Regions from separate parts of the Mus musculus genome. Here region 1 is linked to region 2. A link is a loop called in an ENCODE intact Hi-C map of the cell type or tissue named here. Cell type or tissue: heart. All regions are shown on one strand. Links, peaks and the distances in the headings refer to the core of each region. The heading gives the core; the rest is flanking DNA. Region 1 holds the start of Zfp788 (zinc finger protein 788). Region 2 holds the start of AI987944 (expressed sequence AI987944).

Region 1 (15,501 bases), core at 4,054-12,053, 240 kb after region 2:
TATATTATTTTCATGGAAGCCCACAAAGTGAAATAATGATTTTCTTTCATTTCTTCCAGTCCTGTCTTGCTTTCATAACAAGGAACTGTTCAAAATAGAGAGCAAACAAGAATCTGCCCAGAGAGAAGGACCAGGACAATTTGGAAGTTCCAGGCTTGGAAAGTTACACGTAAGGAAGTTCTGGGAACGTAGAGGTGACAGTGAAGAGCATGAGTTCTGGGATGATGGATCTGATGTGTATGCAACTCCCACTGCTGACATTCCTGACAGGGGAGATAAAGAAACTCAGCCTTCTCCTCACACAGTTCACTCTGGGCCACGTCCACATTCACAGCGGGAGGCTCTTTTAGGAAAACATTCCCGTCAGTCTTTGAAACACAACTTTAGTCTTCATAGAAGTGTGAATTCACTGAGAAGTAACATGGGGTGGGGGGTACATAGGAGTCTTTGAGAGCTGTTTTATGGAGTATGGGATTAAGCAGTATTTCAGTATTCTGTGACGAAAAGGGGATTACTATCACAGGACAACACATAATGATATCAGAGTGAGACGTATTTGACTGAAAATTCTTTACAACTTCCTCAACAGGTAAATCTACCTAATGACACGGACTGCAATGTAAATCAACATAAGACTGTGCATGAGAATCCAGTAGGAAGTGGAAGCCATCATTGGTTGGGTATTTCTGAATACCGCCACAGATACCAGGAAGATAATAAAGGCCTTACTACAGACTTTGCACTGCATAATAACCACAACAGTCAGTTTACAGAGATTGCTTACCAAGGTAACGACTCCTGGAATACCTATAAACAAGATGTAACTCCTAGTGAAGGACAGATAAGTAATTGTTCTCTGGAGAATTGTTACAATAATGATAGATGTAGGGGTGTCTCTGGTCAGTATACACAATCATCTTTGTACCAGCAGGACTATAGCCAAGAGAAGCTGTCCACAAGCAGCCAGCAGGATAAAATTGCAAATGAGTCCTCAAATTGTAGTCAATGTACTGAAATTAAGGCTAGAGGAGAATTTAACAGACAGAGATATGATAAGTACAGCAAAGTCTCTGTTGAATCACCAAGCATTGATAGGGATAAGGTAAATGATATTCAAAGAAAACCATGCCTGTTTATGGGAAGTGATAAATCCTTCAATTTCTATTTAAATATGACTCAAAATGATTCAAGCCACACTAGAGAGAAAACGCAAAAATATAAAGTATATAAACTGGAGATTACCTCTCCTTCGAAACTTGTTGGGCATCCGAGATTCTTTGTTCAACAAAAATATAGGAAATCTGGGAAATACTCCAGGAACTCCTCAGGCCTCACTAGACTTAAGATGCTTCAACCTGGAGGAACGCCATGCAAATCTACAGAATGTGGGAAGTCCTTTTCTCAGTTCTCAGGCTACAGAGAGAATTATACAATCCATACTGGAGAAAAACCTTATAAATGTAAAATATGTAAAAGGTCTTTTACTACAGGTTCATATCTGCAAGCTCATCAGAGAATCCACACTGGTGAGAAACCATACAGATGTAAAGAGTGTGGCAAGTCCTTTACTCATGGCTACTCTCTTCAAATTCATCTAAGGCTTCATACTGGAGAGAAACCTTACAAATGTACAGATTGTGGCAAGGCTTTTGCCGAGGGCTCAACTCTTAAATCCCACCACAGGATCCATACAGGAGAGAAACCCTACAAATGTAAAGAATGTGGAAAGTCCTTTGCCACACGATCAAATCTTCAAGGTCATAGCAGAATTCATACCGGAGATAGACCTTACAAATGTGCAGATTGTGGCAAGTCCTTTACCAGCCGATCCTGTCTTCGAACACATCACAAAACCCATACTGGAGAGAAATCTTATAAATGTAAAGAATGTGGCAGGTCTTTTGCCGAGGGCTCAACTCTTAAATCCCACCACAGAATCCATACTGGAGAAAAACCCTACAAATGTAAAGAATGTGGGAAGTCCTTTGCCAAACGATCAAATCTTCAAGTTCATAGCAGAATTCATACTGGAGATAAGCCTTACAAATGTGCAGATTGTGGCAAGGCTTTTATCAGCAGCTCCTGTCTTCGAACACATCACAGAACCCATACTGGAGAGAAATCTTATAAATGTAAAGAATGTGGCAAGTCCTTTACTCAGCACTCCCATCTTCAAACCCACTACAGAATCCATACTGGAGAGAAACCTTACATATGTACAGATTGCGGCAAGTCCTTTTCTAATAGCTATTCTCTTCAAAGGCATCATAAAACCCACACAGGAGAGAAATCTTATAAATGTAAAGAATGTGGCAAGTCCTTTTCCCAGGGCTCACATCTTCAAGCCCACCACAGAATACACAGTAGAAACAAACCTTGCAAGTGTAAGGAATGTGGCAAGGGTTTTGCAGAGGGTTCAACTCTTAAAACCCACCACAGAATTCATACTGGAGAGAAACCCTACAAATGTAAAGAATGTGGCAAGTCTTTTACTGAGGGCTCGACTCTTAAAGCCCACCACAGAATCCACACTGGAGAGAAACCTTACAAATGTAAAGAATGTGGCAAATCTTTTACCATGGCCTCAGCTCTTAAAATTCATCACAGAATCCATACTGGTGAGAAACCTTACAAATGCACAGATTGTGGCAAGTCCTTTACCCAGCACTCACATCTTCAAAGACACTGCAGAATCCATACAGGAGAGAAACCTTAAAAATGCAAAGAATGTGGCAAGTCTTTTGCTGAGGGCTCATCTCTTCAAAAACATCACAGAATCCAGTCATAAGAGAACCTTTACAGATGTAAAGAATGTTCAAAATCTATTACCTGATTTGCAAATCTTAAAAATCATCCTGGAATCCATACTGGAAAAAGTCTTTTCAAATGTAAAGAATGTTTTGAATACATTACCAAAGACTGTAAATTTAGAACACATTATAAAATTCACGTATGAGACAAAAGCAAGGGTAATTACTGACATACTTGTTCACCCAAGAAAAATGTTCTTTAAAATATGAAGTATAGATAGAAGCCTTTAACCAATATTTAACCCTTCCTCAATATCAGAGAGTCACACTAGGAAGCTCTACACTGGTATGAATTTGAAAACATTTTACCTAGAAATACATCGTATATTCACTCTGGTGGTTTGCCTGAAAGTGGCCTGCACAGATATATAGGAAGTGACATTATTAGAGGGTGTGGCCTTGTTGGAGTATGTGTGGTTTAATTGGAAGAAGTCACTGGGGGTGGACTTTAAGGTTTCAGATGCTTAAGCAAGGCCCATCCATTGTCATTCTTCCTGCCTCCTCTCGAACCATGTGTAGAATTCTCAGCTACCTCTTCAACACCATATCTGCCTGTGTGCCACCATGCTTCCCAAATGGAGATAATTGACAAAACCTAAAACTGTAAGTGTGTTCCTTAAATATTTTCCTTTATAGGAGTTACTATGGTTATGATGTCTCTCACAGCAATAGAAACCCTAAATAAATATGATATCCACTAAGCAATTTTTTGAAAATAGGTTACATATGTACTAATGTTTCATACAGAATTATTCTGAAATCAACTACTAATAATGGTATAGAATTCATGTTACATTTGACTAAACTTGTAATAATTTAAAACATAAAGACTTGTAACTAATATTTCTCATAACCATCTAAAATCAAAATTGTTGCACATTTATGTACTTCAGTGGAACAGGATATTTATATTTGTATGGTATAGCTTCGATGTAAAGATATTATAGGATATTATAGGATTTGAGCTTTAAGTATATGTTATAGATTATGTATAATATTAAATTAACTTTCTGTCTCAATTACTAGTAAATAAATTAGAGCTTGTGTTTGTTTACTGCTACCTTGGGGTAATGAATTTCTATTTTATACTGGAAAGGTATCATTAATGTTAGCCATTCTATGAGTGATATTTTTAACAAAAACATGTCGCAAAAATACAATGGGTAATTGGGAGCATTTTAGGGATGTGCAGTGAGGTAAATGTGGGATGTAAAGGTGAATACCACAGCACAAAGGATCTGGTAATGGAAATAGGAACGAGGCTTCCTGAGGGAAGCAAATACAGAAGGAAGAGGAAGGACGGTAACTTAATAAAAAGGTGCCTGAAACAGTCATGGTGCATAAGTGATGTGATAGGGGAAACAGGAAAGGAGGTTTCCTAAGGGAAGGGGAAGGGAGGCGAATATGGATGGATGGACGGTACCATGTAAGGATGTCTAACTATTTGCCTTGAAACCAAACTTCATATAATTCTGTTTATAAAGCTACATATATAGTTATGTATCTTACTTGAGCTGAGAACCCTCTCTCCAAGAACTGAAGACCACTTAATGAAAATCCTAATAGCAGTCCTGAGAAGTTCTTTTGAATTGTTTACTAGGGCTATCTAAGAGACTCCCAAAACCTACAGCCCATTGCTGCATTACTTATCTGGCCAGAGAAGTAGAAAGGATGTACCCATTGCTAAAGACACAGACCATGCACTTCAAAAAACAGGGCCCAGAGATTCTTGAGCTGGCACTGTGCTGAATGCTCCCACCCTGGGACTAGCTATTATGGTACCAAATAGTTTCCAAAGAGACAAGCAACCAAGTCTTTCCTAGCTGTGATGCCTATTAGCTACATCAATGACCAGCATTGCACAATAAATAAGGGTAAAGTAGTGGCGCATAAACCATGACAGTAAACAACAGCTCTAATTAGACTTAAGACCTACTCAACCAGAGGGAAAACATGCTCACTGCTAGTGCTAGTGAAGTCATGGTTATTGAAGGAGACTCCACAGCACTAATTTATTAAACCAGCAAAATCCCCACAATCTGTAAATATCTGGCCCTATACCTACAAATAAATATCATCTTTACTACTCATCAAGGAAACTTCTGTTTGCAACACACAGGGATCACTACAGAAAAGCACAACTAATCAACATGCAGAGTTCTGGAGCCTAATATCAATGATACATGTAGAGAAACATTGGTTTTTTTTAAAGATTTATTTATTCTATAGCTGTCTTCAGACACTCTAGAAGAAAGTGACAGTTCTCACTACTGATGGCTGTGAGCCACCTTGTGGTTGCTGGAATTTGAACTCAGGACCTTCAGAAGAGCAATCAGTGCTCTTAACCTCTGAGGCATCTCTCCAGCCCTAGAGAAACATTTGTATATCAAAGGCTTAGAGACCATTTCAGAAGAAGAAGCAGAAAAACCAGACCATAAGAGCCAGAAGATCAGGAAGTTTGCAGGCAATCATGTTTCCCAGTAATAACCAAAATGACACCCTCAAAGTGCCACCGACATGTTAGCTAAGCATGAGCTGAATAAGGACACCAGTGGACAGGGAAAAGAGCAAGAGGTCTTACCCCTACACAGAATCATTATAAATAACTGAAGAAAGGTCCATCTTCAATAAAGTTTCCTCTGAGATTCTCTTGGAACTTTACAGATAAGTCACAGAGTCTTCCCTCTTAGAGCATAAGTTTTCAAATAGTTTATATAGATTACTGATAGTAGAACAAGACCTTTAGTTACAAACATTCCCTTAGCAAAGTAAATGACTCATCCAGCACACACCATGGGAACTTAATTTTCAAGTCAGGGTCCATCACTTTTCAAAGAACATAGACTTCTCCCAATAAAAGTGATGATGCCTGGACACTGCTCAGAGGGCTTTGTTCAGGATGCCATGTGGGAGAACTACAGTGACCTGGTCTCTGGGGGTGAGGATATATTTCCTTCATGATTCCCACTTCATCCTAGGCTGTCTTTCAATCACTACTAATGATGATTAGACTTGCAATATAAAAATCACATACTAGGTAAAGGACAACTTATTCTTGTGTAAAAGACATCCCCTGTGTGGATACAGGGTAAAGATTAAGTAATGACAATAATGAAGTGAGAAGTAAAAAATAAACTAAAATGGTGGATGTCATGACTGCTGGACTTGAATGAATGGAAGGAGTGAATATGTTTCGAAAAAAAGAAAAAAAAAAGCTGAGTATCTTAGACTGGTTTTGTTTCTTGTTTGTTTGTTTGTTTTTGTTTTGTTTTGTTTTGTTTTTTTTTCCCGAGACAGGGTTTCTCTGTGTAGCCCTGGCTGTCCTGGAACTCACTTTGTAGACCAGGCTGGCCTCTAACTCAGAAATCCACCTGCCTCTACCTCCCAAGTGCTGGGATTAAAGGTGTGTACCACCACTGACCGGCCTGGCTTTGTTTCTTAATCCAATCATGTGACATGTTTCATTTGATTTGAAAATTGAAGCTATTATTACTTTAAGTTATTCTTGAAAGGTCTGTGACCATTTAAAAAATGATGTTTTATTCTTGATTTTGATGCTCTTGTTTGATGTTCTTTGTACTTTGTGTTTGAGTAGTTATAGCTGACATTGTTTCCTTTCTTCAGTCTCTTGGCTATCCTTCTCTTAGTTTTATTATTATTATTATTATTATTATTATTTTGGATTTTTGAGACAGGGTTTTTCTGTCTTCTGAACTTTTGAAGTCTTAATATAGTGAGGGGAAGAAATCTGAAGCGTTTTGTACCTGAAATAATTTTCCTATCACCATCTAAGTTTTTGTTTGTTTGTTTGTTTGCTTGTTTTCGAGACAGGGTTTCTGTGCAGCCCTGGCTGTCCTGGAACTCACTTTGTAGACCAGGCTGGCCTCGAACTCAGAAATCCGCCTGCCTCTGCTTCCCAAGTACTGGGACTAAAGGCGTGCACCACCACTGCCAGGCTCTAAGGTTTTGTTTTTGTTTTTTTATGTCCTCCAACTTTTATATCTTTGAATTATTGACCTCAAGGCACTGTCTACCCTCAAATGTTTTCTTGGATCCTCATAAGTTAAGCTTATACCCTCAGACCTTTCATAAAGCTACATCTTTCTATACAGCTATTGACCATGAGACATAGGTGGTTGATCACTGGGGAACAGTCACTGAAAACCGAGTTTTTTAGATAAGGGAGTAGCAGAAGGTTACATCTTGGAAAGATTACATCTGGAACTTGTATATCTTCTATCATGAAGCCTGTGAGCAAGGCAACCAGTCTGCCTTTTTGTTAAGCGATCTGGTAGTCTTAACTATCTAATGAATTGACTAAAGAGCTAATACAGTAGTGGATTACCTTGGGGTAAGGGGCTGGTCGCCCTATCTAGCTGTTAAGCTGCAGTTAGCTTAGCTGTCAATGTAGTCAGAGATCTGAGAAGAATAAATTATAATCTAGATGTCATATATTAATTTTAATGTGTTTTATAAAATGGAGCCAGTGGTACCAAAGGGAGCGCCTGCCTGCCTAGGCCCATGCCAAAGAGTTCCCTCTGAGAAATCAGCTATAGGATGAACTTAGTATGAAAGGGAGTTTATTTGGAACCTGGGGAAGTCGGTAGAGGCAGAGAAGACGGGGACAGAGAAGAACAGAAGAAAAGAGAAAGAGGGGAAGAGGCTGGCTGGGGACATTAGAGGGAGGGAGGGAGGGAGGGAGGGAGGGAGGGAGGGAGAGAGAGAGAGAGAGAGAGAGAGAGAGAGAGAGAGAGAGAGAGAGAGAGAGAGAGAGAGAGCGCGAGCTTTTTTATCAAGCCAGGCTCTTACCTGGCTGTTGCTAGGTAACTGGTGGGCGGATCATCAAGGAAGTGACCATTACTGATGAATGTTTGCACCCACAAACATAGACAAAAATCTTTGAATTTGTCCCAGCATTACAATAATAAAAAAGGTGTACTAACACTTGGGAAAGAACAGAGTAACAAAACAGTATAATCAGAAACTTAAACACAAAGAAACTAGCTGCCTTATGGTCCAACTCTAAAACTCCACCTATTCCAGTCAGAGTAGTTGCCCATGCCTTCATTCAACAATCAGAACGCGTAGACAGACAGATCTATTGAGTTCTAGGCCAGCTTGGTCTACATGCCAAGTTCTAGCTAGTGAAAGTTACTTAATGAGACTCGGTCTTTTTTTTTTTTTTTTTTTTTTTTTTTAATACGCAATAAGAACCGCTAAAATCATCACTGCTGCAGGGCCCGCACAGCATCAGAGTCCTCAATGGAAGCTTCTGGCCCGTCCAGACAGATCTGCCCAGGGGCCACTAGGAGGGGTCAATCTCAGGTTTCTGAAAACTACTGGACGCTGGCTGTCCCACTGTCACCCGCCCCTATCCCGGGAAAGATGACCACAGCCAACTCGGTCGTTTGCCCTACTCCATCAGGGATCAGTAAGCTGCTACTCGCTTACATAAGCTTCACCACGGCGGGGTTCTGCGCTGTCCTCATGGCTCCGCACAGCGGGCCCACAGTGCACTGCACTCCTGTCCATTGCGTACCTCTCCCTCAGAGGCAAAGCAGAACACTGAGCACCGCCTGCAGGGAAGACCCGCCTCCTATCCGTGCTTTCTGAGGGAACTGCATGTCCCGATGCTTTGATTGGCTAAAGAGGCGTGAGTGACAGACGTTCCCTTTGATGGAAAGGAGAGCTAAAGGCGTAGGGAGAGCCACACTCCTTCCCAGTTGTGTGTTCGCTAAAGGGTGCAGACCTGTTCCAGATCCAGGGAGATTTGCATTTAAGCAGAATTGTGTAGTGGGCAGTGCACATGAGCGACCCTGTGCTCTGAAGCAAGGAGTGCCAACTAAGTGCAAGAAGACAGCCGAGCCAGTTCTGGGAGGAAGAAACAGGTTCTGTGTAAATGTAGATCTCACTGGAGCTCATTCAGGTCCGCACATAGGGCCGAAGGCAGGGCTGGGAGTGACTAGCAGTACTGGTCCCTTCAGTCATGTGCAGCTTAAGGATGCTATCACTCAAACATTGCTAGCCAATCAGAGCTTCCAAGTAGGCAGTCCAATCGAGTGCCAGCGGGAGGCGGGATTTCTTGGCCGCCATGCCACCTTCCAAGCTCTAAGACTGAGGTAGTCGCGTTGGAGACGTTGCTCTGTACGAAGTGCACCGCTGTGACAAATTATGAGGCAAATTATGTGAAGAGAGCGGGTGAGCCTGCAAGCCGCGCTATGGTGAGCAAGGGACCCTTGTCCCCAGATGGGGTGGATCCGATGTGGTGCATCCTCACCGGGGTTGGGGCGGGCCTTTTGGTACTGGCATCAGGATTCCCCCTCCCCGTGGGTTTAGAGTTACTCCCCACCCCCACGCCCTTGCGGGCCTTGGGGGGGGGGGGGGACGACTTGATGAGCTCTGTCCAGCAAGAGGAGTGCCTCGATGTTGGTGACGTCAGTTCCCTGTATGTGAGCACTGGTAGTGTTGTTGGCGTTTCACCACACTGCTAACCTTAAGACCCTCTAGGTTTTCTGTGTTATGTTCTTGATGTTCTGAATGCATGGTGCAGGCTGTATTTAGATTTAGGTTCCCCCCCCCCGGGGTGGGTGGGTGGGAGGGTATAGGGGGGCTTTCGGGATAGCATTTAAAATGTAAATGGAGAAAATATCTAATAAAAAAAAAGGAAAAAAAAAAGAAAAAACGTATTCATTTTTTTTTCCTTTTACAATCTTTTGGGAGAGCACTCCCCATGTTTTAAATCCATATTTATTTATTGCGGGCTGGCAAGTGTGCCAGTGTGCCTGTGGAAGTCAGAGGATAGTTCCTGAGAATAGGTTTCCCACTGTGCTGGCCCCAGGGTTTGAATTCAGGGCAGCAGGCTTGGAGATAGTTACCTTTACTGGGCCTTTCCAGGCCCTCTCCTATTTTAACTTTTTTGAAGGTTTATTTTTATTTTATGTGTATGAGTATGTGCTTGCATGTGTGTATATACCAAATGCATGTGCAGGCCAGAACTGGATTTGGATCTCCAAGAACAGTTTTAGATGCTTTTCAGATGCCACGTGTGTGCTAGAAATTAAACTTGGGTTCTCTTTAAGAGCAACGAGTGGTTTAAACCACTAAGCCGTCTCTTCAGAACCCTAATTATTAGTTTAAGGATTATTTATGTTTTGTATATGTATGTGTCTCTCAGTATAAATGCTACATGTGTGTGATTCCCCACAGAGGCCTGAAGAGGATGTCGGAGGCCTTGAAGGTAATGAATGTTAAATGCTGTCATCAGCCACTGAAGTGAGTGCTGGGAACCAAACTCAGGTTTTCCAAAATAGCACACTCAACTGCTGAGTCATCTCTCCAGCCCTCCGTGTACTTCAGGGGACACTGAGAGACAAGTGTAAAGGTCTCTGGAGAGAGGTGTCCTTCATATCCTCGTCTGTCTGAATCCGTAAGCCCTAGTACTGAGCTTTTCTGTCCTACACAGTTTTCTCTAGGTGGGGCTGAATGGAACTACAGGAAAGTCTGAGATCCTAGCTTGAGTCCCCAAAACCCTCTGTGGCAGTTCCTCTTAACTTCTCTAATGCCAGCCTTTAATACAGTTCCTCATGTTCTTGTGACTCACGACCATAAAATTATTTTTTCATTAATTCATTAATTCATTCATTAAATTTACATTCTGATCAAAACCTCCCTCCCCCTCTCCACCCAATTCCATCTTTACAAATCCCTCCCCACGTTGCCTCCTCTCTTCCTGGGGCATCCAGTCCCAGCAGAACTAAGCACGTCCTTTCCCACTGAGGCCCAACCAGGCAGTTCAGTTAGGGGAAGGAGATCCAGGGGCAGGCAACTAAGTAAAAGACAGCCCCCACTCTAACTGCTAGGGAACTCAGATCAAGACCAAGCTGCTCATCTGCTCCAAATGTGTAGGGGATATAGGTCCAGCCCCTACATGCTTTTTGGTTGGTGGTTCAGTCTCTGTGGGCCCCCATGGTCCCAGGTCTGTTGGTTCTGTAGGTCTTCTTGTGTTATCCTTGATCCTTCTTTCTTGCTCAATCCTATCCCCTACTCTTCCAAGCTCCTCCTGATGTTTGGCTATGGGTGTCTGCATCTGTTTAAATCTGCATGTGACTCCTGTCTACAAGCATAGCTGAGCATTCACTAATAGTGTCAGGGTTGTGTCCCATTTGGGTTGGGTCTCAAGTTGGGGTAGTCATTGGTTCCCTCAGACTCGGCTCCATTTTTATCCCTGCATCTTTTGTAGGGAGAACAAACTGGGTTGAAGATTTTGTCGATGGGGTGATGTCCACCTCCCTCCACTAGAAGTCCTGCCTGGCCACACTAGGTGACCACTTTAATCTCCATATCCTTCACTGGTAGAAAAGAACCTCAGCTAGGGTCACCCCCATAGACTCCCTGAAGCCTCCTCCATCCATGTCTATAGTTAGTCCCAGAGATGTCTTAGAACCATTTCCATTTCTTTGCCCAGCACTCTCCTGCCTACCTCCAGCCATACCTGATCCCCATCTCCACTGCTCTCTTCACCTCCTTTCCCACCCAGTTCCCTCTTTTTTATCCACCTCCAGTGACTATTTTGTTTCTTCTTCATGCATTCCTTCTTGGGCATGCCCTGTTAGTTTCTTTGGTTTTGTGGATTGTAGCATAGGTATCCTGTACTTTACAGTTAATGTCCAATTAATTATAAGTGAGTACATGTCTTTCTGGGTCTGGGTTACCTCACTCAGAATAATATTTTTCAAGTTTCATCCATTGCCTGCAGTTTTCATGATGCTCTTGCTTTTAGTAGCTGAATAGTAGATGTACTACATTTTTTTAAAATCCAATCTTCAGTTGAGGGGCATCTAGATTAATAAAGCTGTTATGAACACGGTTAAGCAAGGATCCTTGTGGTATAATGGAGCATCTTTTGGGTATATGCCCAGGAGTAGGATAGCCAGGTCTTGAGGTAGAAGTATTCCCAGTTTTCTGAGAAACCACCAAATTGATTTCCAGTGGTAGTACAAGTCTGTACTCCAACCAGCAATGAAGGCATGTTCTCCTTGCTACACATCCACACCAGCAGGTGCTGACACTTCAGTTTTTGGTCTTAGCCATTCTGACTGCTTATAAGATGGAATCTCGGAGTCTTTGATTTGCTTTTTTTGATAACTAAGGACATTGAACATTTGTTTAAGTGTTTCATGGCCATTCAAGATTCCTCTGTTGAGAATTCTCTATTGAGTTCTGTACCTCAATTTTAATTGGGTTATTTGGTTTGGTGGTATCTAATTTCTTGAGTATATATATATATATATATATATATATATATATTTTGAATATTAGGCCTCTATTGGATGTAGGATTAGTAAAGATATTTTCCCATAATGTAGGCTTCTATTTTGTCCTATTGATGGTATCTTTAGCCTTACAAAAACTGTCCAGTTTCATGAGGTCCCACTTATTAATTGTTGATCTTAGTACCTGAGCTATTAGTGCTCTGTTCAGGAATTTGTCTACTGTATTCAAGGCAGTTCCCCACTTTCTCTTCTATTAGATTTTTAGTGTGTTTGATTTTATGTTGAAGTCTTTGATCCACTTGGAGTTGAGTTTTTTGCAGGATGATAGCTATGCATTGTCTTAATTGGTGTTTCCATTGCTACGAAGAGACATCATGACCAAGGCAACTCTCATAAAAGGAAACATTTTATTGGGGCTGACTTACAGTTTCTGAAGTTCCATCCATTATCATCATGGTAGGAAGTATGGTAGCATGCAGGTAGACATGATGCAGGAGGAGCCTGGAGTTTATCTTGATTTAAGACTCTCTTCTGTAGGAAGCCTGGAGGAGACTCTCTCTCCACACTGTGTGGAACTTGGGCATAGAGACCTCAGACCCCATTCCCACAGTGAAACACTTCCTGTATAAGGGCATACTTCTTTCAATAAGGCCAAAATCCTAATAGTGCCACTTACCATGGGCCAAGCATATTCAAATCACCACTTGAGGCTATTTGCATTCTTTTACAAGCAGACATCTAGTTAAATCAGGACCATTTGTTGAAGATGCTTTCATTTTTCCAATGTAAGGTTTTGGCTCCTTTGTCAACTATCAAGCATTCATAGTTCATAAGTATATAGGTTTATTTTTGGGTCTTCAATTCTATCAATCAGCCTGTCTGTGTTTATGTGAATACCATGCATTTTAATTAGTATTGCTCTGTAGTGTAGTTTGAAATCAGGGATGGTGATGCCTTCAGAAATTCTCTTATTGTACAGGATTGTTTTAGGTATCCTGGGGTTTTGTTTTTCCATATGAAGTTGAGAATTGCATTTTTAAGGTCTGTAAAAAAATTGTATTGGAATTTTGATGGGAATTGCATAGAATATGTAGATTGCTTTTGGTGAGATGGCTATTTTTACTATGTTAATTCTACAGATCCATGAACTTGGGAGATCTTTCCATCTTTGGATGTCTTCCTTAATTTCTATCTTCAGAGACTTGAAGTTCTTCTCATATAGATCTTTCACTTGCTTGGTTAGAGTTACACCAAGGTATTTTATATTATTTGTGGCTATTGTAAAGGGTGTTATTTCCATAATTTCTTTTCTCATTTGTATAAAGAAGGGCTACTGATTTTGAGTTAATTTTGTATTGAACCACTTTGCTAAATGTGTTTATCACCTGAAGGATTTCTCTGGTAGAAATTTTGGGATCACTTATATACTATCATATCATCTGCAAAAAGCAATATTTTCACTTCTTCCTTTCCGGTTTGTAACCCTTATCTCCTTTACTTGTTTTATTGCTCCAGGTATAACTTCTAGTTCTATGATGAATGGATAGGGAGAGAGTGGACAGCCTTGTCTTGACCCTCATCTAAGGCGAATTGCTCTGTTTCTCTTCCTTTAATTTGATGTTGGCTGTTGGTTTGCATAAATTGCTTTTGTTATGTTTAGGTATGCACTTTGTATCCCTGATTTCTCCAAGACTTTTATTTTTTTACTTTTAAATTATTCGATATTTTCTTTATTTACGTTTCAAATGTTATCCCCTTTCCTGGTTTCTGCTCCGAAAAACCCCCAACCTATCCCCCTTCCCCCTGTTCACCAACCCACCCACTCCCGCTTCCTGGCCATGGCATTCCCCTACACTGGGGCATAGAGTCTTCACAGGACCAAGGGCTTCTTCTCCCATTGATGTCCAACAAGGCCATCCTGTGCTACATATGCAGCTGGAGCCATAGATCTCTCCATGTGTACTCTGGTTGGTGGTTTAATCCCTGGGAGCTCTGGGGGTACTGGTTAGTTCATACTGTTGTTCCTTCTATGGGGCTGCAAGCTCCTTTAGCTCCTTTAGTCCTTTCTCTAGCTCCTTCATTGGGGAACTTGTGTTCAGTCCAATGGTTGGCTGAGAACATCCACCTTTGTATTTGTCAGGCACTGGCAGAGCCTCTCAGGAGACAGCTATATCAGGCTTCTGTCAGTAAGCATTTGTTGGCATCCACAATAGTGTCTGGGTTTGGTGACTGTATATGGGATTTATCCCCAGATGGTGCAGTCTCTGGATGGCCTTTCCTTCAGTCTCTGCTCCACACTTTGTCTCGGCATCTCCTCACATGAGTATTTTGTTCCCCTTCTAAGAAGGACTGAAGTACCCATACTTTGGTCTTCCTTCTTCTTCAGCTTCATGTGATCTGTGAATTGTATTTGGGTATTCTGAGCTTCTGGGCTAATATCTATCTACTTATCAGTGAGTGCATACCATGTGTGTTCTTTTGTGACTGGGTTACCTCACTTAGGATGATATTTTCTAGTTCCATCCATTTGGCTAAGAATTTTATGAATTATTGTTTTTAATAGCTGAGTAGTATTCCATTGTATAAATGTGTACTGGCTGGTTTTGTGTCAACTTGACACAGGCTGGAGTTATCACAGAGAAAGGAGTTTCAGTTGGGGAAATGCCGCCACAAGATCCATCTGTAAGGCATTTTCTCAATTAGTGATCAAGGGAGGAGGCCCCATTGTGGGTGGTGCCATCTCTGGGCTGGTTGTCTTGGTTCTATAAGAGAGCAGGCTGAGCAAGCCAGGAGAGGCAAGCCAGTAAGTAACATCCCTCCATGGCCTCTGCATCAGCTCCTGCTTCCTGACCTGCTTGAGTTCCAGTCCTGCATCCTTTGGTGATAACAGCAGTGTGGAAATGTAAGCGGAATAAACCCTTTTGTCTCCAACTTGCTTCTTGGTCATGATGTTTTATCCAGGAATAGAAACCCTGACTAAGACAAAATGTATCACATTTTCGGTATCTATTCCTCTCTTGAGGGACATATGGGGTCTTTACAGCTTCTGGCTATTATAAATAATGCTGCTATGAACAAAGTGGAGCATGTGTCCTTTTTATATGTTTCTCCAAGAGTTTTAGATGTAGGTGTTTTAGATTTTGTCAAAGGCTTTTTCAACATCTAATGAGATAGTCATGTAACTTTTCTTTCACTTTCTTTTTATAGTGGATTACATTGATCAATTTTCATATATTAAACTATACCTGTATCCCTGGAATGAAGCCGACTTGATTATGGTGGATGAAGTTTTTTATGTGTTCTTAGAATCAGTTTGCCACTATTGAGTACATTTCCATCAGTGTTTATAGTAGAAATTGATCTAAAATCATCTTTCTTTGTTGATTTTTTTATGTTGTTTTTCAGGGTGACTGTGGCCT
Region 2 (15,501 bases), core at 4,042-12,041:
TTTGTGATAGCCATTAGCTGGAAACAACCCAGATGTCCCATTACAAAAGAATGGATACAGAAAATGTAGTTCATTTACATAATGGAATACTACTCAGATATGAAGAACAAGGATATCATGAGATTTGCAGGCAAATGTATGGAACTAGAAAATATCATGCAGACCCAAATGGATATGCATGGTATGTACTCACTAGTAAGAGGATATTAGCCCAAAAAAAGTACAGAATACCCAAAATATAGTCCATAGAACTCAAACAGGTCAACAAGATGAATGACCCAAGAGAGGACTCCTTAATCCTACTTGAGAGGGATGGGGTGGGGAAGAGGGGAACATGATCAGGTATTGGGTAAGGGAAAAGGACTGAAGCCCTGAGGGTCAGCAGAAAGAATTGAAACAGGTAACCTCGGGAGGTAGGAGGTGGGGGAACCCTCCAGAATGTACCAGAGACATGGGAGGTGAGAGACTCCCAGGACTCAAAGGGAGGGACCTTAGATGAAATACCCTACAGTAGGGAGAGGGAATGTATAGAGCCCACCTCCAGTAGAAAGACAGGGCATCAAGTGAGGGATGGGATTGCCATCCCACAGTTAAAAGTCTGACCCATAATTGTTCTTGTCTGAAAGAACTGCAGGGATGGAAATGGAGAGGAGCCTGAGGAAAAGAAGGTCCAGTGACAGGCCCAAAAGGGATGGAGCTCAAGGGGAGGCTCCAAGGCCTGACACTATTACTGAGGCTATAGAGTGCTCACAGAAAGGGACCTGTCATGACTACTGTCCGAAAGACCCAACAAGCACCTGAAACAGTCAGATGCAGATATTTGCACCCAACTAATGGACAGAAGCTGCTGATCCCTGTGGTTGAATTAGGGAAAAGTTGGAAGAAGCTAAAGAGGAAGGCGACCCTGTAAGAGGACCAGCAGTCTCAATTTACCTGGACCTCTGAGATCTCTCAGACACTGGACTACCAACCAGGCAGCCTACTCCAGCTGATATGAGGCCCCCAACACATATACAGCACAGCACTGCGGATCTGGGTTCAGTCAGAGAAGATGCATCTAACCCTCAAAAGACTGGAGGCCCCAGGGAGTTTAGAGTTCTGGTAGGGTGGGGGGTAGGGGCTGGGGACATGGGGTGTGGGGAGGGTTGAGGAGGAGGTATGGGATTGGGAACAGCTAGAGGTGGACCAAGAGAAGGATAAAATCTATAGTGTAAAAGGGATAGATTAAATAAAATTTAAAAAAAAGAATAAAAAGTTCAATTTAAAATAAGAGGAATCTCAAATGGCTGAGAAACAGTTAAAGAAATGTTCAACATCCTAATTCATCATGGAAATGGAAATGAAAACTACTTTGAGATTTCATGAGATTATACATGTCAGAATGGATAAGATCAATAACACAAGTGAGAGCTCATGCTGGCAAGGATGTGGAGAAAGGGGAACATTCCTCCTTTGCTGGTGAGAGGGCGAATTAATACAGTCACTATGGAAATCAATATTGTGATTCCTCAGAAAACTGGGAATTGTTCTACTGAAAAATCCACCTATACCACTCTTGGCCATATACCCAAAAACTACTTCATCTTACCAAAAGGACAATGGCTCAACTATGTTCATAGCAGCTTTATTTTTACAGGACAGAAACTGGAAACAAGCTAGATTTCTCTAAACTGAAGAGGGATAAAGAAAACATGGTACATGTACACACTAATGTCATGAAATTTGACGTCATGAAATTTAAAGGAAAATAGATGCCAACTCAAAAACTAAAATCACCCTAAGTGAGGTAACAAAGACCCAGAAATACAAACATGGTATACTTTCCCTTCCAAATGGATGTTGCTTGTTAAATAAATGATAGTTGGGCTACAATACTCAGACCCAGGGAGGATAGGTAAAAAGGAGTGCTCTACGGGGGAGGGGTGTACTGGCTGATTTTATGTCAACTTGACACAAGCTGGAGTTATCACAGAGAAAGGAGCTTCAGGTGAGGAAATGCTTCCATGAGATCCAACTGCAAGGCATTCTCTCAATTAGTGATCAAGGGTGGGAGGGCCTCTTGTGGGTCGTACCATCTCTGGGCTCTGTAAGAAAGGAAGCTGAGCAAGCCAGGGGAAGCAAGCTATAAGAAATATCCCTCCAAGGCCTCTGCATCAGCTCCTGCTTCCTGACCTACTTGAGTTCCAGTCCTGATTTCCTTTGGTGATGAACTGCAATTTGGAAGTGTAAGCTGAATAAACCCTTCCCTCCCCAACGTGCTTGTTGGTCATGATGTTTGTGCAGGAATAGAAACCCTGACTAAGACAGGGGGAAACATGGATCTCTCTCAAAAGGGAAACCAGAATGGATTCTATGGGTGGACTGAGGGTGAATGGGGACAGGAATGGGAGAGATCAGTTAGAGACACGGAGAGAGTGCAGTAAGTGAACAGCTGGATTTTGTGAGCATTTGAGGGTTAGTGTAGAAACTGAATGCACTGGTAACTTCTTGGAATTTATGATGGTAAATAAATAACAAACAAAATAAACTAAAGTAACAAATGGAGTAAGAAAGAAATCAGGCAAAGAACACCCTTCACAATACCCTCAAATAATGTAAAATAGGCTAAAGTAACTCTAAAAAAGCAAGTGAAAGACTTGTATGATTAAAAACTACAAGTCTTTCAAGAAACAAACTGAAGAATTATCAGAAGATGTAAAAATCTCTCATGTCCATGGATCAGTAGGATGAACAGAGTATTAACAGCCATCCTACTCATAACAATCTAGGTTAGGTGTGTTACTGAGGAATCCTAGTAATGAAGAATTTGGAATCTGATCTGGCCATCCTTTGTAGCAAGGCAGGGCTTCAGTGGTGGGACTGGGCTACATTTGGTTGAGTGGTTGGCCAAGGAGGTCCTATGAAGATCTCTAAAGAACCCTGGCTTATGCTAGGACAGAAGGTTGCTCTCTGAAACCTGACAGCAGGACCCTATTGCTCAGGACAACTTTCACACAGCTCACTGAATGCAGAGGATGGTCAAGAGCTTGGTTAAGCAGACTTGGAGCCTTCGTCCTTATATTCTAGTCTCTCTGGGGTGAGAAGGTACCCTACAGGCTTCAGAAATAGAAACCTGTATGCGAACCCAGCTTAAAAAGCCTCTACCTAAACTCTGTCCTGCATGCAAGATGTGCAGAGGCACGGTGGCACCAAATGTATTTGAGTGTCAACCCAATGTTTGATTTTACTTGAGGCTGACTCCACGAGAAAGAATCCATGTCCTATTCTACCTCGAAGGCCAGAGATCTCACAGAGATTTAAATGGTAAGCATGGGGTGTGTATGGGTTTGTACCAGATCATCTTTTGCTCTGTTACAGCTGTTAGCTTGGTGTTTTTCTGGGACTTCTAACAGTGCGAGCAGGTATAGCTCTGTCTGTCTTACCTGCTTCTAAGACTCTTTTCCTCTTATCGGGGTGCCTTGTACAGTGTCAATATGAAGTCTATTGCCTTGTCTTTTTGTATCTTGTTCTTGTTTCCTTGTGCTCTCTTGGAGGCCTGCCCTATTCTGAAATGGAGTTGGAGAAGTAGATCTGAGGAAGAGGAAGACAGGAGAGGTTCAGGTTAGCTGGGGGAAGTGGACACTGGTCAGCATATACTGTATGAGAGAAGAATATATATATATATATATATCAATTAAAAAATTCATTCAATATGCATAGATGAAAATACAAAGAAGGGAAGCAATAATGAACAAAGAAAAGCAAAACAGCCAAGGCAGGGAAAGCATGATTTTGATAGATACAATTTTCATTCCGTTTGTGCAAAGGGTGACCATCACACAGGAATTCATAACAAGCTCATTCATGGGCCCTGTCCAGATCTGTGAAATCAGAGGTTTTGCTCTCAGCAGTGTGAAATATATACCATGCAAGATATAAAACAAACAAACCCAGGTCATTTTCTCATTATCTTCCACTAGTTTGGATTGTGGAATTACAGAGGTTCCTGTACACTTAATACCAAAAGAGAATTCTTCCTTCTCTTTAAAGAAAGGTAATGTTTGAATAACTATTCAAATAATACAAATACATATGTAATGTAACACAGTAGAGGTATATTAATTATATAATACATTAAACATATACAAAATGATATATAAAAATGTTTAAAAATGTCCTCCAAAGCAAAAGTGTTACCATCTAAGGTGGGTAATTTCATCATAGAAAACAAAGAGATGTGTAATTTGTCTAGGACTATTACATTTTTGATAAATTATAATTTACTGTCATTATAAAAATTCAAACAAAAAGACTCAGTCTGATTCTTACCCTCATTTTTACTTTTTTCTGTAGTATGATTTGTTGGGTTTCGGACCCTGGACAAGCAGCTGAGGTGCCTGTTTAACACACCAAAACAGACCTGGCATCTAGGTTCTCCCAGCATCCCTCACTCTCTACTGTTATAGGGCATGGCTGCCATACACCATCCTCTAAGATGAGCTTCTCTTGCCCCAAGAAACTCTTCCTTCTTTGCTCCCTTGGCATTTTCTCCATCCTATGTGTGCACCAACTTTCTCCCTTTCTCTTCCCTGTCCCCTGTCTCCCTTCTCATGACAACTTCACTGATCTCCTAAAAGGTCAGTGAACTCACCCAAGAGCTGTTATCCAGAGCAGACATGACCCTAAGCAATGTGAGGACAGGGAAGAGCCAGAGATGTAGCTATTCTAGAATTAATATGCCTTCACAGGGAGAAACCAATACAAACACAATTAAAAGAATAATTAAGAAATGTGTCTTTAATGACAGCATGCATTCAGCTCTGGCTAATGCTCAAGTAGAGCACTGAGAACAGGTTTCATATTTCCTATATGCTGTCAACCTAAGTCTCTTTTAGGTTCAGTCTCCATAGTATATTATATTTTGAACAATTTAAATATGGACAATAGACTGCAAGTCTGGCCACTCACATCACAGATGGGAGATTTACAAAGCACAGATATTCCCATAATTTGTTTTTAAATCTCAATTGCTCTATTTTACCAATGAAGACCCAGAAGCTAGAGCTGGGTTGAAAGTCTGCTAATCAGAGGAAGAGAAAGTAACCAGCTGACTTTTCTCCTCAGCAGATGCTCCACCAAGAATGGTGCTCTCTCATACCACAGTAAAAAATCCTTCTAATGTGTGCATCTCTATTCATCTCACTGACTCCTTCTTACTCTTTATGGTTTTTTTTTCTTTTTCTTTTTTCTTTCTTTTTTTTTTTTTTTTTTTGGTTTTTCCGAGACAGGGTTTCTCTGTGTAGCCCTGGCTGTCCTGGAACTCACTCTGTAGACCAGACTGGCCTTGAACTCAGAAATCTGTCTGCCTCTGCCTCCTGAGTGCTGGGATTAAAAGCGTGTGCCACCACGCCCGGCTATGTTTTTTTCTTATCAATCCTAATTACACCTTTGCCAACTGGTTACTTACTCTGACTCTTAACCTATGGGTGACTTTATTAAATCCTGTTTACAAAATTCAAGCAGGAAGTTCATAGATTAAAGGTGTGGGCTAAAGTTGAGCCACAGCATAATTAAAAATAGGTTTTCCAGTGAATAACATGGGGTTCACAGTGAGAACAAATATCCTGCAACACAGAGTCATTTATTATTATTATTCTTTTTTTTTTCTCGATACAAAATGAAGAAGTTTATTTTCTGGCATGTTGTTGTTGATCTTCAATTAGTCCCTCAAGTGACTAGAAGGTGACCCTGAATGGCCATTACAAGCAGTTTTATACTTTCTAGGGGCACAGGTTACATCAGCAAGGTTACAGTTCAAACTTATTGCCTAAGCATATTGACCATTAAATCTATTGGCTAGCAAGCATGACATACATTTGAACTCTACCTGGGACTTTCCAGAGGGTACTATCATTCAGTACATTCTGAGAATTTTTTACTCAAGAATATTCCTGTGGGTGGAGAATGGAACTTGGCCTAGCCTTGACCCCAGGCGGGAGAGGGAAGCTGTAAGGAGGGTGTGGGAATAGAAAAAGCCCTTAGGGTCCCTCATTCTCCCTTTTTTCTTGTACAAGCTCCAATACTGGAGCTAAATTCAGTGGTCTGGGGTAAGTAATTCATATTCTTCAGGTCCTGTCCTCAGGGTCTCATATTGTTGGCACAGGACCATCAGCTGCACTGTTCCTATTCTCTTTTATGAAGGCTGTAAGATTGTTCAATATGCAGGGTACACATGTCAATAGCAAGAGAACAATTAGGGGTCCTAACAAGGTGGATATGAGGGTGGTTTACCAAGATGAGGAGTTAAACCAAGACTCAAATCAGCCCTGACAGGGTTCTAAGTGGAAGGCCCCAGAGGATGAGAAAGATAGGAAATGTAGAAAGTAGAAAAGATAAAAGCTGGGGAGGGGAGGTCTTGTGCAAGCTATGTCTTATGCCAAATAGGCATCTTAAGAATAGCATCTTGTGTTCTACTGACCAAAGGCAAATGGAAAGAAATGGGAAATTTCTATGAAGTCAGTAGAAACTACCATACAATGGGACAAACTCAGGGGGACTCTAATAAAATAATACTGTACAAGGGAACACAGGGTATTTCAAGGTCATCACTTAAAGCCTACAGAGGTCTTGGGTCTGATAACCACAACCCCATATGGTGAGAAGTGTTTGGTTCTCAGGATCTGAAGTAACCTTCCCCCAGAGGCTTTGGCCTCAGATCATTACCACCTCTCCCAAGCATGTTCCTTGCTTTAGTAAAGGGACTCTTCCTATAGTGTTACAATCCCCTTCAGCTCCATCAGTCCTTCCCTTAACTCTTCCACTGGGTTCCCATGGCTGGGTCCAATAGAAAGAACAACAATATTAACTAACCAGACCTGTCTTAGTCAGGGTTTCTATTCCTGCACAAACATCATGACCAAGAAGCAAGTTGGGGAGGAAAGGGTTTATTCGGCTTACACTTCCATTCTGCTGTTCATCACCAAAGGAAGTCAGGGCTGGAACTCAAGCAGGTCAGGGAGCAGGAGCTGATGCAGAGGCCATGGAGGGATGTTCTTTACTGGCTTGCTCAGCCTGCTCTCTTACAGAACCAAGACTACCAGCCCAGAGATGGTCCCACCCACAAGGGGCCTTTCCCCCTTGATCACTAATTGAGAAAATGCCTTACAGTTGGATCTCATGGAGGCATTTCCCCAACTGAAGCTCCTTTTTCTGTGATAACTCCAGCTGTGTCAAGTTGACACAAAACTAGCCAGTACAAGACCCATCAGTGCCCCCAGGAACTAAACCACCAACCAAAGAGTATATATGAGTGGGTTCATGGCTCCTGCTACATATGTAGCAGTAGCAGAGGACTGCCTTAACTAACATCAATGGGAGGGGAGGAGCTTGGTCTTGTGGAAGCTTGTTGCCCCCCTGGGGGTAGGGGGGGATGCTAGAAGGGTGAGGCAGGAGTGGGTGAGTGGGTAGGAACCCTCATAGAGGCAAAGGGGAGGGGATGGGATGGAGGTTGTGGAGGGGAGACCAGGAAGGGACAACATTTGAATGTAAATAAGTAAAATAATTACTACTAATAATAAAGACAAAGGAAGAAAAAAAGGAAAAAGAAAAAGAAAAGTTCTATTTTACTCTCAATACATGAGGGCCTACCTGGCTCTGTCAAGCATGTTCCTGGGTTTGAGAAAGAGCTATGCCATTTTCTATACATAAGGGCCTCACAGAAAGCCTTGCTTGATCAAGCCAGTCCTGGACCCAACAGTGTTTTCCCTTTTCAAAGAGTTGCCAGCCGGTGTTCTCCTGCGAATATGGCAGAACTATGCTTTTTCTCAAGAAGAAAACTAGCAGCACTTTGTGATAAACAGCCTTTAATGTTGATTGGGACTCTATAACGCTCCCTTGAGCAGCCAGTTCTTTGCTATGAGGATGGCCCTAGTGGCTGGTTGTCAATCAGAGTAGCCTCCTTTGTTAAGCACTGGAGCACTTTTCTGGACAATCCTAGTGAACAAATATATCTATCCTAGCATCCTGATCTCTAACGGGTCTGGTTAGCACACTACTTATCTGTAGGGTGTCTCAGAGGCATTCCTCCCTCAGCTAAACTCTACTTGCTGTCGCTTAACTATCTCCTAAGCATTGGTAAATCCTTTAACATCATCAATTCTACTCTTCTACACCACAGTTTGATATGGGAGTGCTACCCAACATGAGATGCCTTTTATAACTTCTACAGAATTAACTCCAAATAGGTCTTACAGCTAAATGTTAAATGATGGGGGAGTTAACTTTTAGAAGTAGAGAAACTAGGCCTCTCTGAGTTTGACATCCTGCTAAGGATGTTTCCACACACAAGTCTCTGAGCCAGATGCTTTGAGCAGATGCCGCCCTCATAGTGAAGTTATTCACAGCCCACCGCTGGGTTCAGGGAATGACTAGGACAAAAAGGGAAGTAACAGGTGGTCAGATCTGGCCACACTTACCACCCAGACCCAGGGACAAGCCACCATACCAACTTCTGCTACACAACTGCCTGCTCCTTCCCTCTGTGGGCAGTGGCTCTGCACTCACCATGTCGCGAATTAGCAACTTGCTAGAGCTTCCCTCACAGCACCCAGCAGCAGCGCTTAGAGAAAAACAATCAGAACTTTTCCAGCAGGGTCCGTTATAGAGCTGAAACTGCCGCAAGGAACCCGGAAGGTCCCGCCTTCTCTCCTGACTGACAAATCCACCCCAAGGCTCCGATTGGTCACTAAGTCTTGCGTAACATGAACAGCTCCACCTCAAGGTTCTGATTGGCCATTAAACCTCCCTTAGGGTTAGAATGTGCAGATGGGACTCCGCTTGGTTGCTGGCCTGGTCTTCCACTACAGTATCATTCTTTCTGCAGATACACAGAGATTTGAATTTCAGTAGCGCTTGTGCCTGTTTTCCAAAAGCATACCCGTCTGTCTTCCCATCCAGCTCTGGGGAGAACCCACCGCGTCAGCTCGGGCTGCTCCTCCCCTTTGTAGGAATTGACCCTGCCCTCCCTAGCTCTCTAAATCGGGAAATCTGGAGCTTGCTTGAACTACCTTTGCTTTATTCATTAGGCACTTCCCTTTCTTCCTCCGGAAATGAAGGTGGATATGTAATGGAAATCAAGCTTGCGTATGTAATTGCCAAAATTAGCCTGTAAGCGTTACCGGCCCAGGAGCCAGGTAACTTCTAGCGATTCTGGGAATTGTAGTTTTTTTTTCTAAGTAACCCTCGTGAGAAAGTGCGGTGGCCAAATTGATTATCTGTATAAACCCCTACAATATGTGACCGGGGGCTATTCCGGCTGGGAAATTCTGCGGATATTTCTGACCCAGGTCCATCTCTTGGTCAGTACCTAATATTTAATAAACTGTTGCTTTTAATTTGGACCGAAATGGTGGTGGGGGGGGGGGAGGAGGAGGAGGGGGGGGGGAGGAGGAGGAGGAGGATGAGGAGGAGGGGAGGAGGAGGAGGAGGAGGAGGAGGAGGAGGAGGAGGAGGAGGAGGAGGAGGAGGAGGAGGAGGAGGAGGAGGAGGAGGAGGAGGAGGAAGAGAAAAAGCCCCAAATTCTCTTTTCATCCCGGATAATGGAGGGGTGGGCTGACCCAGCTGTGTCTAGGGTCTCCAGGAAATGCATTCCCTCTGCAGAATCCCAAGGTGAATGGCAGACTCTAAACAGTAAGCTTCCTGTTGGTTCCTGGATTATGGTTAAGAGATACCCTGTCTGATAAACAGGGTGAAATTGATGGGGTTTGTACACCCCATTCGGGCAATTGGGAGACGCCTATTTTTTTATTTTACTTTTTTATTCTTTATTTTTATGTATTTATTTATTGAGTAATTTCTGCGTAGTTGGAAGTTCATCCAAGGCCATCAGTTATTTTCTGATCCGTTATTTGCCTTGGAGCCTTGGAAATGCCATCTACTGACGCTGGGTGACAGAAACTGCAGTGGCCCAGTATGTGGCAACTTCACCTGGGTTCCAACGCCTAGGCTGTTCAACAAAGCAATTTCCAGAGGATACCAGGCAGTCCAGGGATTATACAAGAAATCAGTTGAAACACAATCCTATTGGTAAAATTGTCATAATCAGTCTGGTGAAACCTCTGTGCGACACCAATTCAGTCTTTACTGTTGTCTGTTTTGTGACTTGTCCACATCCGGTCTGTCCTCGTGGGTTACTATTTAGGGGGCGTCTAAATTAAACAAACACACAATATAAGGACTGATGGACCTAGAAGTAGCAAAGACCAATTTTAAATATTGTTGTCTTATATATCAGATCTGTCTTTGTATGATCTGTCTAGTGAAGCTGAGCCTCTGAATTTGTGATGCTCTGACTTGGGATGGTATCCAGGAGCCAAAGACTCTACCTTTCAGTCTACCTACAGTCGCAGGCCCTTCTTTTGCCTGCTCCTACCTCTGTCTAGCTGGCAGGAAAGCTGGGTCGATAAAAATGTAACATCTTAGAACACCAAGCATGGGTAAGGGGGACTTGCGGTTAAAGAATTCACAAGTAACACTTGGGGCCCAATGGATATCTTTGTAATGTCCAGAGCCTCACATAGAAGCCAAGTGCTGCTGGGCTGCCCTACCCCCAACTGCATTGAGCCAGACCCAGCTCCTCTCCAAAATATGGATGAATCTTTGATTTCTCTGCTTGTAAATTTTGTTGTTTTTGTGTAAGGATGCACGTGGCCATTGCATGCTGGTTTCTCATTGGTCTTCAAAGCATGAAAAATGTTGTTTCTCATTCTTGTAGCTAGTTTACTGGGCTCTAGTTTACTCTGGGTTTTCTGGACACAGGACTTCATATAATAGGAATTCAAATACTTCCAGTATATAGTCAACTTCCTTCCCTAACCACCCACCCAAACTCCTCCCAATGTTCCTTTTGCATTTCCCTCTCTCAGCCTGCCTTGTTGGTAGCTGTTGCCATTAACATCTCACTTCTCAAAACCCTTGGGTCCTTACTTATGAGGAAATTACAAAACACTCCTTTCTACAGCCTACCACTCTCCCTATGTCTTGGAGGCTTATGGACAAGTGCTGTAACACCACGCACATGGTATAAGTTACTGGATTCTTTGTAAATGTCACCAAATATGGTAATACTGCCCTGGCTTCTAGATACACTTTACTGACTTTTATTTACTCAGGTGCTTGGGTGCAACAAATTCAATTACTCATAATTAACTTTGCTTAAAAAGGTTAACACAGCTTCTAAACTTTTGTTCTGATACATAATACACAGTGCTAGCAGGGGAGAATCTAGAATCAATATAGATTTCATCATCAGAAACCTCAATTCACAATTTACAAAATTGATTCAACAGAAATTGCAGACACAGAAAAATATACTTTATTTTGGTCATATAAGGTTACATTCTAATATTCCAGGCATTTTGTCTAAGGGAAATACAAGGGAAGTTTGCCCTTACCACTGCCATTTTCTTAGGAATTAATAAACTACAGGAAGCATAAGAATCTCATAAGTGCTTATATCAAAATGCTTCAGTATTTCAATGATATTTTTTACTAACTAAATAGCAGAATCACCTTACAGCTAAAAATATCCTTCATGTGTACTCGTTAATATCAAGTCTTTACTCACTTATGTGTAACTCCTGGAGGGCTACTGTAAATCATATTTGCATGTGGATGTTACTCACATTTCCTGTTTGGGGAAGTTAAAATACGTTCAGGACATCATACCTACTTAATGTTTGCTCATTTTTGCTGTTCTCATATCAGGAGAAGCAGGTAAGGATGTGATCGCCCTTTTACTCAGAAATTTTGCTATTTTAGTTCTCAGTAAAATATTAAAACTGGCAATTCTTCTCTATATACTGCCAAGCTTTTTAAAGAATGTTACCAATAATCTGTTCTAATTGAGCCACATCACAGGCATTTTATATAACTCTTAGCATCAATTGTTTGGGGAAAGATCTAATGGATGACTTAAAAATGCAGGAGAGAGAATAGAGTAGTATGACTTCTCATAATATTCAATCCTCTAGAGCAAGGGCAAGGATAGCCTACTGCTACAAAAAAAAAAAAAAAAACTTTTTTTGTCCTTCTCGAACAAATTAAAAATCACAGTATGTTGGAGAGATGTTATGGCAGGTCATGAGAACTGCCCAGATCCAGGAATTCACTGGATTTAAGATTAGGTTTGTGCTTTTTCTCAGGGTACTGAAATCCCGTTGTGAAAACCTGAATGAGTGACTTGATCTGTGAAAGATGGACCAAGAAAATCCACTATGGATACAACTGCTAAACCTAAGAATAGAAATTGAATGGGGGTGATTGAGTCATGAAGCCATGAACAAGAGACTCTCTACCAAGAGTGAATCAGCTGTAGAAACCAGTGACTGAGAGAAAAGCATTGATAAAATCTCAGAGAGAGGGTTTGACTTCGAGGTTGCTGGTCCTTGCTATGTTTTCTCTTTTGAATGCATATGTTACTACTACTACTCATATTGTTTCCTAGGCAAAGATGGTTTCACAAACACTTGATGAATATATATTCATGCCTTCCATGATGAAAAATTAACTATTAACTAAATTTGCATGAATTATCCTTTATTGCTGCACAAAAGCTAATGAAGGTTTTTCTTAATTGTTTTTGTCTCTAATTGGATTCATAAATGTGGTCCTTATAAATGTCTCTAGAATGTTTTGTTGGTTATACTGGAGAGCATTATAGCCCTGATTGCTTTGATTCTCCATGTATGCTTTAAAGTTTGAATTGCAATGAAATAAAAATATTTCAAAGAAGTGGAACTGTGCTGAATCCTGGAGATGGCCTGGTCTAGTTGGCTTAAGAAGGATGTGCCAGGGCTGGAAAGGTGTCTCAGAAATTGAGAACGCTGACTAGCTCTTCCAGAGGTCCTGAGTTCAATTCCCTGAAGACAGCTAAAATATATGCACATACATAAAATCAATAAATAAGACTTTTTTTAAAAGTATGTGCCATATTATTTTAAGTTTAGGGACAATAGCTCCTGGGGCAAGGTGTCCAGTCAGGTTTCTGACACCTGAAGCAGTACCTCAGTCAACGGAGCATTCAGGCACCTGTGTAACTCTGTATTACCAAAAAAGTCAGCCAAGCATACAGAAGCTTCACAGGACAATTATTTTCAGACATTAACCTTTTGTACTCTGTATAGCTTGCAAATGTTATGTGTCTTAGCAACTACAATTGTTCTCCTCCTGGAGACATCCATTATATTTTATTTCTGATAAGTGTGTAAAAAGTATGACTGCATGCAATGAACTTGTCACATCCCCAGGCTTCTTGTAGCCTCTCTTGCTAGATGAGATTTCCTCAAACAATAATCAGGCATGGTAAGGAAGGGATGATGTTGCATCTAGCCAAAGAGTTTTTGATTCTATGAAGTATTGCTGAAATCCCCTGACTCAATGTGGAAACCCCAGTTCTTTCTGCCCTAACATGAATCCGTCACCCACTAAACCATGCATCGTTGTAGTCATAACAAATCAATTTCTAAGGATATGATAGATACATGTGAAGTAATGACCAAAAGAGAAAAAAGGATCTGCATTTACCTTTCCATGTCTAAAAAAAAAAAAAAAAAAACCCTTACATAAACTCTACTGTTCCTCTCCCTTTTTGATAGGAATCACCTTTCTCACTAGAAGGTCTCTTTTTCCTTCTCTTGGAAATAAATAATCACTTCTGCTGGAGTACACTACTCTACTCCTTTTCCGCCTTCTTTCTTTCTACATTGCCTGAGAAACATAACAGGGTAAATGGAGAAAAAAAAAAAAAAACCTCTACCCACCACTAAAAAGCACACCTCTTTAACCATATCACAATGATAACAAATCTTCAAACAGAAAAACAATAAGGGACTGAACATGAACTAATATTGACTCATATTAGTGGCATTTGTGATTTTTCTACAATAAGAGACATTAATAATCCCCTGCTTTCACAGAGCCATGAATTTTGCTCAGGAACTTTGAATATCCACATATGGCATATATAATCAAATTCAAAGTTTTTCCCTGAGGCCATTTAAAATGATATTTCCAATTTCATTGTCAATTATAAATGATTTCCACTGCTTTAACAAAACTGTTTAATTTTTTCAATGAAGTATTTAACTCCATATTACATCTGTTGTACAGTTTAAGGTAATTCATCCTCCATAATGCTTGTTTCTGAAGTGAGCTCTCCTGATTTACCTCTGCCCCAGTACATTGTACCCATAAAAATTTGTGAACTGCCAGATCAGTCACTAACATTCTGTTACTGAGCTCTGGATTTCTAAATGACTGCTAGCTTCCAATGAGGCATCATTTTTAGTTACCCATGTTTTCCCTCATTTTACAAAATAATGTGAAATCAAAATAGAAAGAGCTTCTACTGTCATTCTGAGCCATGGAATTTCTTCTGAAAATAAGAACATTTGAAATTGATGCTTGAGAGACAAACTTCTCTTACGATGTTGAATTTACACAGTAGAGTATAATAAAATAATTTACAGTTCAAAAACAAATGAAATCTGTTACATAAAGGGGATGCTTGGGGAAGTGGAGGGATGTGAGGGGGCAGGGTGGGTTCATGGGTGAGGGAACACCCTCTCAGAGGCCAAGAGGAGGGAGGGTGGGGTAAATAAACTTGGGGGGGGTACTGGCAAGGGGGTAATATTTGGAATTTAAGTAAATAAAATAAGTTAAAGAATATTTAATCAAAGAAGAACCAAATGAATATAAAATGGCTGGGGATGGTTACATATCTTCAACATCAGCACTTTGCAGACAGAAGAAGACAGAATAAGTTATACCACAATTGTCAACTTATGGGGAAGTAGACCAATAAAAGACACAAAGTGAGATACTGTTACAGAAAAAAAAATGTATAACATAAAGATCAGTCTTAAATAAAAATTGTTACACTACAAAGAAACACTAAAGCAATGAAATTAAGAATTATGAACCCACGTAATAATATATCTGAATAAAAGATTTAGAATGATGTCATACTTTTTAACCATTATGTTTAATTAACATGGATTAATTTTAACTCTTAAATAAATTTTAAATGACTACTTCTTCTTGAATGTATTTTGTTCCTGATATCAAGACATGAGTTCTTATCTGGCCTTAACAAAATTATGTAGCACTTAGGGACAAATATCAAGGCAAGAAATGATGTACTGGAAGCCAAGATAGAGAAGACTTCCATAGCCACCATGACCTTCCCCTTTGTGCTATGGTAGACAGGGAGGAAAGTGATCCAAACACAGAAGAATACCTGCATGCTGAATGACAGGCACTTGGCTTCATTGAATGTGTCAGGCAGATTCCTGGATAAGAAGGCCATGGTATAGCTCCCAAGTGCTAAGGAGCAAAGGTATCCCAGTACACAGTGGAAAGCAACTGCAGAACCCTTGTTGCACATAATGATGATGTGACCATGTTCAACATGAGCATTTTGATCAATAAAAGGTGGAAAGGTAGCCAGCCATATTCCACAGATAA

Evidence for each region. A loop is a pair of places that touch in the nucleus more often than their neighbours do. Peaks named below come from ENCODE experiments on the same cell type or tissue, not always from the same donor. Only the 100,000 strongest peaks of a DNase experiment are listed, where the experiment ranks them.
Region 1: it touches region 2 in a loop (5-fold over the local background); 20 of 42 quality-filtered maps call a loop at or near these places.

Annotation. Positions count from the first base shown.
Region 1 is chr7:41,624,664-41,640,164 of GRCm38, forward strand. It overlaps Zfp788 (zinc finger protein 788), which reads left to right and starts at 8,868. Exons shown (of 6, transcript NM_023363.3): 1 at 8,868-9,031; 2 at 10,017-10,047. It overlaps Gm51480 (a long non-coding RNA gene), which reads right to left and starts at 8,350. Exons shown (of 3, transcript XR_003946761.1): 1 at 8,262-8,350. In heart, for the core only: a CTCF peak has its summit at 8,316; DNase peaks (open chromatin) are centred at 8,308 and 8,858; H3K4me3 peaks cover 2,125 bases; H3K27ac peaks cover 1,930 bases.
Region 2 is chr7:41,384,686-41,400,186 of GRCm38, forward strand. AI987944 (expressed sequence AI987944) reads right to left here and starts at 8,694. Exons shown (of 5, transcript NM_001199330.1): 1 at 8,542-8,694; 2 at 3,423-3,570. It overlaps Gm17102 (predicted gene 17102), which reads left to right and starts at 9,013. Exons shown (of 2, transcript NR_166533.1): 1 at 9,013-9,335; 2 at 12,180-12,768. Vmn2r57 (vomeronasal 2, receptor 57) reads right to left here. Exons shown (of 6, transcript NM_177764.4): 6 at 15,047-15,501. The coding sequence ends at 15,047. In heart, for the core only: a CTCF peak has its summit at 8,764; a DNase peak (open chromatin) is centred at 8,746; H3K4me3 peaks cover 1,773 bases; H3K27ac peaks cover 1,246 bases.